Linked DNA regions of Homo sapiens: region 2 is linked to region 1. The links are chromatin contacts, found by Hi-C or POLR2A ChIA-PET in ENCODE. All regions are on one chromosome and are shown on one strand. Each heading gives the region's core, a stretch centred on a gene start or an enhancer-like site at or near the end of the contact. The rest is flanking DNA. Distances are from core to core; before and after follow the strand shown.

Region 1 (4,901 bases), core at 936-3,435:
AGGTCATTCATGTTGCTCTCGGCCTCGGTGAACTCCATCTCGTCCATGCCCTCGCCCGTGTACCAGTGCAGGAAGGCCTTGCGCCGGAACATGGCCGTGAACTGCTCGGAGATGCGCTTGAACAGCTCCTGGATGGCCGTGCTGTTGCCAATGAAGGTGGCGGACATTTTTAGCCCCCGAGGTGGGATGTCACAGACAGCCGTTTTCACATTGTTGGGGATCCACTCAACAAAATAGCTGCTGTTTTTGTTTTGGACATTAAGCATTTGCTCATCCACCTCCTTCATGGACATGCGGCCCCTGAACACGGCGGCAACCGTCAGGTAGCGGCCATGGCGGGGGTCGCAGGCAGCCATCATGTTCTTGGCATCAAACATCTGCTGGGTGAGCTCGGGCACGGTCAGCGCCCGGTACTGCTGGCTGCCCCGGCTGGTCAGTGGGGCAAAGCCGGGCATGAAGAAGTGCAGCCGGGGAAACGGGACCATGTTCACAGCCAGCTTCCGCAGGTCAGCATTGAGCTGGCCTGGGAAGCGCAGGCAGGTGGTGACCCCACTCATGGTAGCAGACACCAGGTGGTTCAGGTCACCATAGGTGGGCGTGGTCAGCTTTAGGGTTCTGAAGCAAATGTCGTAGAGAGCTTCGTTATCAATGCAGTAGGTCTCGTCTGTGTTTTCTACGAGCTGGTGGACTGAGAGGGTGGCGTTGTAGGGCTCCACCACTGTGTCTGACACTTTGGGCGAAGGCACCACACTAAACGTGTTCATGATCCTGTCTGGGTACTCCTCCCGGATCTTGCTGATGAGGAGGGTACCCATCCCAGACCCAGTCCCCCCACCCAGGGAGTGGGTCAGCTGGAAACCCTGCAGGCAGTCACAGCTCTCAGCCTCCTTTCTCACAACATCCAGCACCGAGTCCACCAGCTCCGCGCCTTCTGTGTAGTGCCCCTTGGCCCAGTTGTTCCCAGCACCACTCTGACCTGTGAGAGAACACAGCTAATCATTTGTCAGCCAGGTAGACAGCACTACTGGTCACCGCCATGCGAAAAAAGCCGAGTGACATGGTGTGAGCTGACCACAGAATTCACCCTGGAGGTAGAGCAAACGGACCCTTCAAAGCCAAAAGACGGCAGCCTGCCCTGCTACGAATTAAGTCAGGGGCCAAACCTGACAGCTTAACAAACCCCTCCCCGGGGGGGCCACTGCCAATTCCCAAGGACAGAGGAACAGCCACTGCCCCAGCTCAGCTCCCTGCAGGGAGATTACGTGTGTGGCGGCTCCTCGCCTCGGCAGACAGCTGGACCTTGCTCCCAAAGCCGATTTAGTAGAGGGGATTGAGTGGCTCAGAGAAGAGGAGGGCGTCCAGGGGCCCCGGCTGCGCAGTTCCCACGGCGGTGCCCTTGGAGCAGCCCCTTGACCTTTGAGCCGCCGCCCAGTCCCCAGCCACGGCTCACCGAAAACGAAGTTGTCCGGCCGGAAGATCTGCCCGAAGGGCCCCGAGCGCACGGAGTCCATGGTGCCGGGCTCCAGATCCACGAGCACGGCGCGGGGCACGTACTTGCCGCCTGCGGGGACGGGAGGGCGTCAGCCAAGGCAGGGGCCGCGGGGTCCCCGGAGGGCGGTCGGGGAAGGGGCCGGGGCCTCACCGGTGGCCTCATTGTAGTACACGTTGATGCGTTCCAGCTGCAGGTCGCTGTCCCCGTGGTAGGTGCCCGTGGGGTCGATGCCGTGCTCATCGCTGATCACCTCCCAAAACTACAAGGGACGCGGGCGGGCCCGGGCGGGCCGGGGCTGAGTCACCGCGGCCGGTGCGCAGGGAGGCAGCCCCGCCCCGGACGGGCGCGGCAGCCCGGCCCTCCCCGCCCCTCCCCCGCCCCGCGCGCCCTGGCCGCCGGGTTCCTGGGGGCTTCGGTCGCCCGGCTCGGCCAATTCCCCGCGGAGGGGGCCCGGCGGCCGCAATGCGGGGGCGCCGCCCGGCCGCTGCTGCCGCCATCTTCCCCGGCCGCCCGCCCACACCGCCCGGCAGGCCCGCCTGGCCCCAGCGCCCCGGCAACTTACCTTGGCGCCGATTTGGTTGCCGCACTGCCCGGCCTGCAAGTGCACGATTTCCCTCATGATGGCGGCGGCGGCGGCGGGGAAGCAGGAGGAAGTAGACAAACAGCAGCAGAAGAGCGGGCGCGCAGAGTGCTACAACCGACGCTCCGCCAACGCTTATATACCCTCCCTGCCCGCCTCCGCTAGTCTCGGAATGGGCTGCCAGAACGAGGCTGGCAAGCTCCCTCGTTTGATTGGCCTTGCCCCCGTCAATCAAGCTGCCTAAGGTCCGCCTTTTTAAGCCAGTTTGGTCTTTATTGGTCAGCCGCAGCCTCCTATCTCCCTATCACAATCCCCCTCCTGGCGCCGCAGTGCTCCGTCCATTGGGTGTTTCAAATGATTGATTTGCCGTCTCATTGGCTGGCTGCCGGGAGCACGCCGCCAGGCTGGCGCTATTGGCTGCGCTGCTTCAGCGTCCTGGTAACCGCCGCAGTGCCGCGGCCGGCGCGCGGACGGGGTGGGGCGCAGGCGCGAGTGCGGGCTTCCGGTCGGGCGGCGGGCAGCTGCGCTGGGGGCGCCGAGGGAGGGCGGGCCCGACGGGCCTCGGGCAAGCGCAGTCTTGGCTCTGAGCCCGGGGCCTTTCGGGAGCCGGGAAGGGCAGGCTCGGTGGCGGCCCCACGTCCAGAGTTGCGCCCTCTCTGGCCTTGCGCCGGGACACGGCATCTGCGCGCTGGGCGGGTTCTGGAGCGGGGTCCGCACGGAGCGAGCCCGGGGCCTCCAGGCCGAGGAGGCTGCGATGCCTTAAAGGCAGGAAGATACACGGGCTCGGGGGCTGCGGCGGTGGAGGGGAGCTCTCCACAGAGCCGCAGAGGCCACGGAGTTTCCTGCTCCCGGGTGCCGCACGCCCACTGCCCTCGCGGTCGCGTGAGGGGAGCACGTGGGGGACGCCGCGCCCCGAGGGCCGGGGCGGAGGGCAGGGGAGGGGAGCGGAGGGGCGAGGCCTCCCCCGCAGCTGCGCGCCCTGCCCTGTTGTGGAGACGGCGCTGGCTCTGCGCCGGTCGCCTTGGTGCCTCGGCCCCGTGAGTGCGCGAGCTCCGTGGAGACCAGGACAGCGCCCAGACCTCCCTCGGCGGGTGGGCCCCGACCTCCGGGCTCCAGGGCCGGTATTCCAACCACAGGTCAGCGCGCTGGGGCTGAAACATACTTCTGTTAATGCTTTTCCTAATTTATGACTTGATTTTTACTTGGGTGGGAAAAGAAACTTAAAATGAATTACATGTGGTTGCGCCTGTTTAAAAACAAACGGGCTGTATTTTTGCAGCATTTTTATTTTACTTAATTTATTATTCTGAGACAGAGTCTCGCTCTGTCTCCCGGGCTGGAGTGCAGTGGCGCGATCTTGGCTCCCCGCCCCCCCCCAGGTTCAAGCGATTCTTCTGCCTCAGCCTCCCCAGTAGGTGGGACTGCAGGCACCCACCACCACGCCGCTAATTTTTGTATTTTTGGTAGAAATGGGATTTCACCATGTTGGCCAAGCTGGTCTGAAACTCCTGACCTCAAGTGATCCGCCCGCCTCGGCCTCCCCAAGTGCTCGGATTTACGGGAATGAGCCGCCGTGCCTTCTACATTTTTGTAGCTTTTTTCTTTTTTTTTTGAGATGGAGTTTTGCTCTTGTCGCCTAGGCTGGAGTGCAGTGGCGCAATCTCAGCTCGCTGCAACCTCTGCCTCCCCGGTTCAAGCAATTCGCCTGCCTCACCTTCCCAAGTAGCTGGAACTACAGGTGTGCACCACCACGCCTGGCTATTTTTTTTTTTTTTTTTTTTTGAGACAGAGTCTGGCTCCGTCGCTCAGGCTGGAGTGCAGTGGCATGATCTCGGCTCACTGCAACCTCCATCTCCCGGGTTCAAGCGATTCTCCTGCCTCAGCCTCCCGAGTAGCTGGGATTACAGGCGCCCGCCACCACGCCCGGCTAATTTCTGTATTTTTAATAGAGATGGGGTTTCACCATCTTGGCCAGGCTGGTCTGGAACTGACCTTGTGATTCATTCGCCTCGGCCTCCCAAAGTGCTGGGATTACAGGCATGAGCCACTGCACCTGGCTGTATTTTTGTAGCATTTTAAATAAATTACACCATCAGGTCGGCCCTGACAGTCTCCTGTGCTCTGGCCACTGGGCATCTGTCTCCCAATTGGAGGCTGTTGGAAACAACATCTGCTTATTTATTTCTCTCTTCCTGGAGGGACTGCACCTCTGTCTTCACCACATAATGCGCGATACCAGAACTCGGGACACGCAGCACCGGAGCATGCGCGGGGATCAGCATTGTCCTTCTGGGGCGAGGGCCTGCAGCTGTGCTCACTCCTCGGGGGTCTGTTGCCAGTTTGCCATCCTGTCCAGGAGGGTGGCCTCCCCCACAGATCAGCCCAGGAAGGCGGGCCTGGCTTCCAGTGACCACTGTGACACAGGCCTTGACCCTCAGAGGGACTGGGGTCCTGCAGCGGCCTGAGGGGTGCACAGGTTGCTGCCAGCCATCCCAGGTTTCTCCTAGTGCCCAGGGCATCCTGGGGTCCTGCAGAGTAGCTCAGCTGTCCAGGCAGTAGTCAGGGACATGTTGGAGTCTCATAACATTGAGTTGTCACAAAGGGGAGAAGGAGAAGCTCTGTTTTTTTCCTCAGTGAACTGTGCAGAGCCCAACTGAGGCTGCTCTTTGAGGTGTGTGGCATTCCTGCACCTTGTCAGAGTCTCCCAACCCCTCTCCAGTAAAGGCCCCTGCTTCCTGTGACCAGTGCCCACAGGGCTGGGAGGTCAGTGTGCCACCCGTTTCACAGGTGTCACCTGCCCAGGTGAGAGCCCCAGAGCTCGCCATGGCA
Region 2 (4,901 bases), core at 2,402-4,901, 370 kb after region 1:
CAGAGGTTGCAGTGAGCCTAGATCATGTCACTGCACTCCAGTCTGGATGACAAGAGCGAAACTCCATCTCAAAAAAAAAAAAGAAAAGAAAATTAGCTGGGCATGAACCCAGGAGGTGGAGGTTGTAGCAAGCCAAGATCGTGCCACTGCACTCCAGCCTGGGTGACACAGCAAGATTCCATCTCAAAAAAAAATAAAATAAAAAAGCAGCTCAGTGAACCCAAGCAAGGTAAATACAAAGGAAAATATGCTTAGGCACATGCTAAGAAAACTGAAGATCAGGCTGGGGGTGTTGGAACATGCCTGTAATTCCAGTATTTTGGGAGGCTGAGGTGGGAGGATCACTTGAGCCCAGGAGGTTGAGGCTGCAGTGAGCCATGATTGTGCCACTGCACTCCAGCCTGGGCAACAGAGTGAGGCCCTGTCTCAAAAAAAAAAAAAAAAGAAAAAAAAAAGAAAAAGAAAAGAAAAAGAAAACTGAAGACAGGGATAGTCTTGAAAGAGCCAGAGGACATGCCACATTGTCACATAACCTGCTGGGGAACCAGGACACAAATGACTGATCACTGATTCTCACTGGCAAGGATGGAAGTTGGAAGACAATGGGATGACGTTTATACAATAGTGTATCCTTCAAACACAAGGGCAAAATAGAGACATTTTCAGTTAAATGAAAGATGAAACTACAGCAGATGGTACTAAAAGGACCGAAGAAAGGCTGGAGGGAAATTATGCCAGAGAGACACTAAGATCTGCAGATGGAAATGAAGAGACTTTTTTTCTCCAGAAGTCTTTGGAATTGTCTTTTCTCCATGCATGAAGCTAAATGGATAACTGGTAGACAGACTGGTGCAACATCTCCAGTGAGATACGAGAGGCTCACCAGACCCCCCAAAGCTGCTTCTTTGTATCAGCTGCTTTCCTCTGGGCCCGAAGTCGGAAGAATCCAGGAATAGGAGGGAGTGCAAACAAACGACCCCGGAGTGGGACGGACGGAGTGGGATGGAGTGGGACGGAGTGGGCAGTGAGGACAGCCTCACACAGACACCTGTATCCATCATGCCTTGGTGCAGGGAGTGCCAAGGACAGGGCACAAGTGACTTGTGGCATCAGGCCTGGACTCCCGATGGAGGGCCAGATGGGACAACGGCTGTCTTGGTGGACACCTGCAGAGGACAGCTAGATGTAGCTGTCCCCTCTCTCTCAGCCCAGGCTCACTACGGAGCTAGCTGAGCCCCACTTGCATGGGTCTCCCAGGCTCTGAAAAGGGCCTCCCAATGCGTTCATGAGATCAGGTGTTGGTTAAGTTTGTCATGTTAGGAGGCCTGAACTGCAGTGTTAACAAGGCTGCCTCTTTCCAGGCCAACTCCACCTTCATCACAATCTTCCTGGGGGCTGGTGGCACTGGAGTGACGATAAGCATTTTTGGCACACAACAAAGGGGGACTTGAGTGGAGATACATCCAGTCAGAGTTTATGGGATATTTTCTTTTTCTTTCTTTCTTTTTTTTGTTTTTCTGAGACAGCAGAGTCTTGCTCTGTCCCTAGGCTGGAGTGCAATGGTGCGGTGTCGTCGACTCACTGCAACCTCCGCCTCCCGGTTCAAGCAATTCTCCTGCCTCAGCCTCCTGAGTAGCTGGGACTACAGGCACGCACCACCATGCCCAGCTGATTTTTGTATTTTTAATAGAGACAGGGTTTCACCGTGTTGGCCAGGATGATCTCGATCTCTCAACCTCGTGATCCATCCGCCTCGGCCTTCCAAAGTGCTGGGATTACAGAAGTGAGCCACTGCGCCCGGCCACAAGAGATTATTTTCATTCAGTGGAAGCACATCCTTGCTGGCCGGCTGAGGCTGTTGAGTCCTTAGCCGAACGGAGCTTGGTGCTGGAAGTCGGCGGGAAACAGAGAAGCAAGGTTTGTATGGACGGAGCCATCAGTGTGTCCCCAAGGTTCTTCCAATCATCCGGTGTGAAAAACGGTAAGCAGAAGACTCAACTTCCCACTGCCTGGTTAGAATTACAGTTGTCTCCTCCGCGGAGTGCATTTGCTAATGCAGCATTTCCAATTTAATACAGCATTTATGTATGTTTTCTTTTTGGATGGAGACTGCATTTATCAGGTTCCTTGTTTGTGGAGCATCTATTCAAAGCCCGGAAGTCAATACTATGATTAGGGCCTGCGGTGGCTCAAGCCTGTAATCCCAGGCTTTGGGAGGCCGAGGCGGGAGGATCACGCGAGCTCAGGAGTTCCAGACCGACGAGCCAGGGCGGCACGGAGACCCCATCTCTACCCCACAAAATACAAAAATTAGCCAGGCGTGGGGGCCGCGCCTATAGTCCCATCGCTTGAGCGCAGGACGTCGAGGCTGCAGTGAGCTGAGATCTCAATGTTGTGCTCCAGCGTGGGCCACAGAGTGAGACCCTGTCTATAAAAATAAAAATCCTAAAAAAGTTGTTCAATGATAATGTATAATGACCTTTCTCATTATACAAAACGGCTGGAAAATAGGGTATTACAGAATTATTGTCATATAACATATACACTTTATACATTACAGAAAATAAACATCATGCAAAACCATTCATTTTTGCAACCGATGTTTTCACAGTTTTCCATTCTTTTTCTTTTTTTTTGAAACGCAGTTTCATTCTTGTTGCCCAGGCTGGAGTGCAATAGCGCGATCTCGGCTCACCGCAACCTCCGCCTCCCGGGTTCAACTGATTCTTCTGCCTCAGCCTCCCCGAGTAGCTGAGATTACAGGTGCCCGCCACCACGTCCGGCTAATTTTGTATTTTTAGTAGAGACGGGGTTTCTCCATGTTGGTCAGGCTGGTCTCGAACTCCCGACCTCAGGTGATACGCCCGCCTCGGCCTCCCAAAGTTCTGGGACTACAGGCGTGAACCACCGTGCCCGGCTTGCGTTCTTTTTCTTAAAGAGTCCCACCTGCGGATCACGAGATCAGGAGATCGAGACCATCCTGGCCCGTCTCTACTAAAAATAAAATAAAATAAAATAAATAAATTAGCCGGGCGTGGTGGCTGGCGCCTGTAGTCCCAGGTACTCGGGAGGCTGAGGCAGGAGAATGGCATGAACCCGGGAGACGGAGTGAGCCGAGATCGCGCCACGGCACCCAGCCTGGGCGATAGAGCAAGACTCCATCTCAAAAAATAAAAGTTAAAAAAAAAAAAGTGTCCCACCCCACGCTGCGTTTCGGGCCCCACGGCCCTGGTCCTCGAGCGCAGGTCCCAGCCGCGCAGGCGGCAAAACAAAGGGGGGCGGCCGCACGGCTAGAGCGGAGACCCCGCGCCCCCTCCGCCCGCGTGGCCCGGCCGGGGTGCGGGGCCCGGGGAGGCACGGGGGCTGCGCGTCGGGGCGCAGCCGCCGCCCGCGTGTGCTCGGAGGCCGCGGGGCCCGGGCTCCGGGGTCCTCCCGACCTGCAGCCCCAGCGGCTACCGCGCCTCGCCAGGCCAGGCCAGGCCCCGACGTCGCCTTCCCTACGTCGCCGGCGCCCGGCCACGACGTCCCTCAGACGAGCCGAACGCCGAATGGCCCCGAGCACGGGAAGTGCCCGCCCCCCGCGTGCAGCCAGCCAATGGGACGCCGAAAGCGGGGAGGTGCCGAGGGGACGTAGCGTCGCCGCGCCAGGTCTCTAGCAGCTGCCGCTGAGCCGCCGGACGGACGCTCGTCTTCGCCCGCCATGGCCGAGAGCGACTGGGACACGGTGACGGTGCTGCGCAAGAAGGGCCCTACGGCCGCCCAGGCCAAATCCAAGCAGGTGCTTTGCTGACTGAGGAGCGGCCGGGCCGGGCGGGGCGGACGCTGGGCCGGGGCCACGGACCGTGGGGCAGGGGGCTCGGGGAAGGGCAGGCGGGGCCTGGGACAGGGCGCAGGGGACGGGGACAAGGCTGGGGTGCCGGGGGCAGGACGGGGTTCGAAGGGCGGGGCGAATCGCAGGGGTAGGAGGACCGGGCCAGGACAGGGGTGGGAAGGTGGGGGGCGGACCCAGGAGGGGATGGACGGACCCAGGAGGCAGGGGGCGGGCGACTGGAGGAGGAGAGGAGCAGGGAACCGGACGGGGCAAGGGGCAGGCGATAGGGCCGGGACCAGTGCCAGGGTGGGGCGGGGAGGGGATAGGGGCAGGGACTGTTGGTGGGGACAGGTGTGAGGACAGAGGCAGGAGGTGGGGACGGGGACGGGGACAAGGCTGGGGGCCTTGTGTGAGGATAGGGGACAGAGAACCAGGGTGGGCACTGGGAACGGGGGCAGGGATGGAGATGGGGACAGGGCTTGGAAGAACAGGGTAGAGTGGGGTACAGGGCTTAGGACAGGGGTGGGGACTGGGGCAAGCAGCAGGAACCAGCGATGAAGGTGGGGAATTGGGGTTGGGATAGGGCTGGGGGCCATTGGACAGCAGTTGAGGGCCTGGGGCGGGAGACTGGGTGACGGGGCAGAGGTTAGTGACCTGAGTGGGAGCTGGGGACAGGGGGTAGGCTCCTCCCTGAGAGTTTTCTCTCTGCCTGGGACCTGCTTGGTTCTACTGGTCTCCGCTGGTCAGATACTGCCCAGGGAGCCTGCCTGGGTGCATCACAGGCTGTAGAGAGTGCCTGCTTCAGGGGACCCCATGAGCAGGTGGACCCTGTTGCACAGGTGGAAGATGGGCGTGCCCTGAACAGTACTTGTGGAAGGAGATTACCAATGTGGCTGATGGATCCGAGGGTCAGTTGTGAGTCTGATGTAATAGGGAGGACAGTTTAGTCACCGCCTCTGCCTCATTCGTACCCTCAGGTGGCCTAGGGCTGAAGCCTTTGAGGCCAGTTGGGCCAGGATGCGCTGGGGCTCTGGTGACAGGGATTCATTGGTCTGCCCTACCCTTACTGGTTGCACAGTCAAAACCAAAT

The links. A loop is a pair of places that touch in the nucleus more often than their neighbours do. ChIA-PET counts read pairs that join two places held with the same protein, here RNA polymerase II (POLR2A). Pooled maps may share reads with other maps.
Region 2: a pooled map shows a loop between it and region 1 (6-fold over the local background). The contact joins the promoter of EDF1 here to the promoter of TUBB4B in region 1. A Hi-C loop is called at or near these places in 1 of 168 maps with a recorded cell type or tissue (mesothelial cell of epicardium) and 5 of 50 pooled maps. POLR2A ChIA-PET finds 5 or more read pairs at or near these places in 2 of 52 experiments (GM12878 and activated naive CD8-positive, alpha-beta T cell).

The regions. Positions count from the first base shown.
Region 1 is chr9:137,238,571-137,243,471 of GRCh38, reverse strand. It overlaps TUBB4B (tubulin beta 4B class IVb), which reads right to left and starts at 2,185. Exons shown (of 4, transcript NM_006088.6): 1 at 2,055-2,185; 2 at 1,643-1,751; 3 at 1,451-1,561; 4 at 1-976. The coding sequence starts at 2,111. RefSeq lists silencers at 1,781-2,010, 2,341-3,160.
Region 2 is chr9:136,865,058-136,869,958 of GRCh38, reverse strand. It overlaps EDF1 (endothelial differentiation related factor 1), which reads left to right and starts at 3,651. Exons shown (of 5, transcript NM_003792.4): 1 at 3,651-3,778. The coding sequence starts at 3,701. RefSeq lists silencers at 3,350-3,659, 3,760-3,949.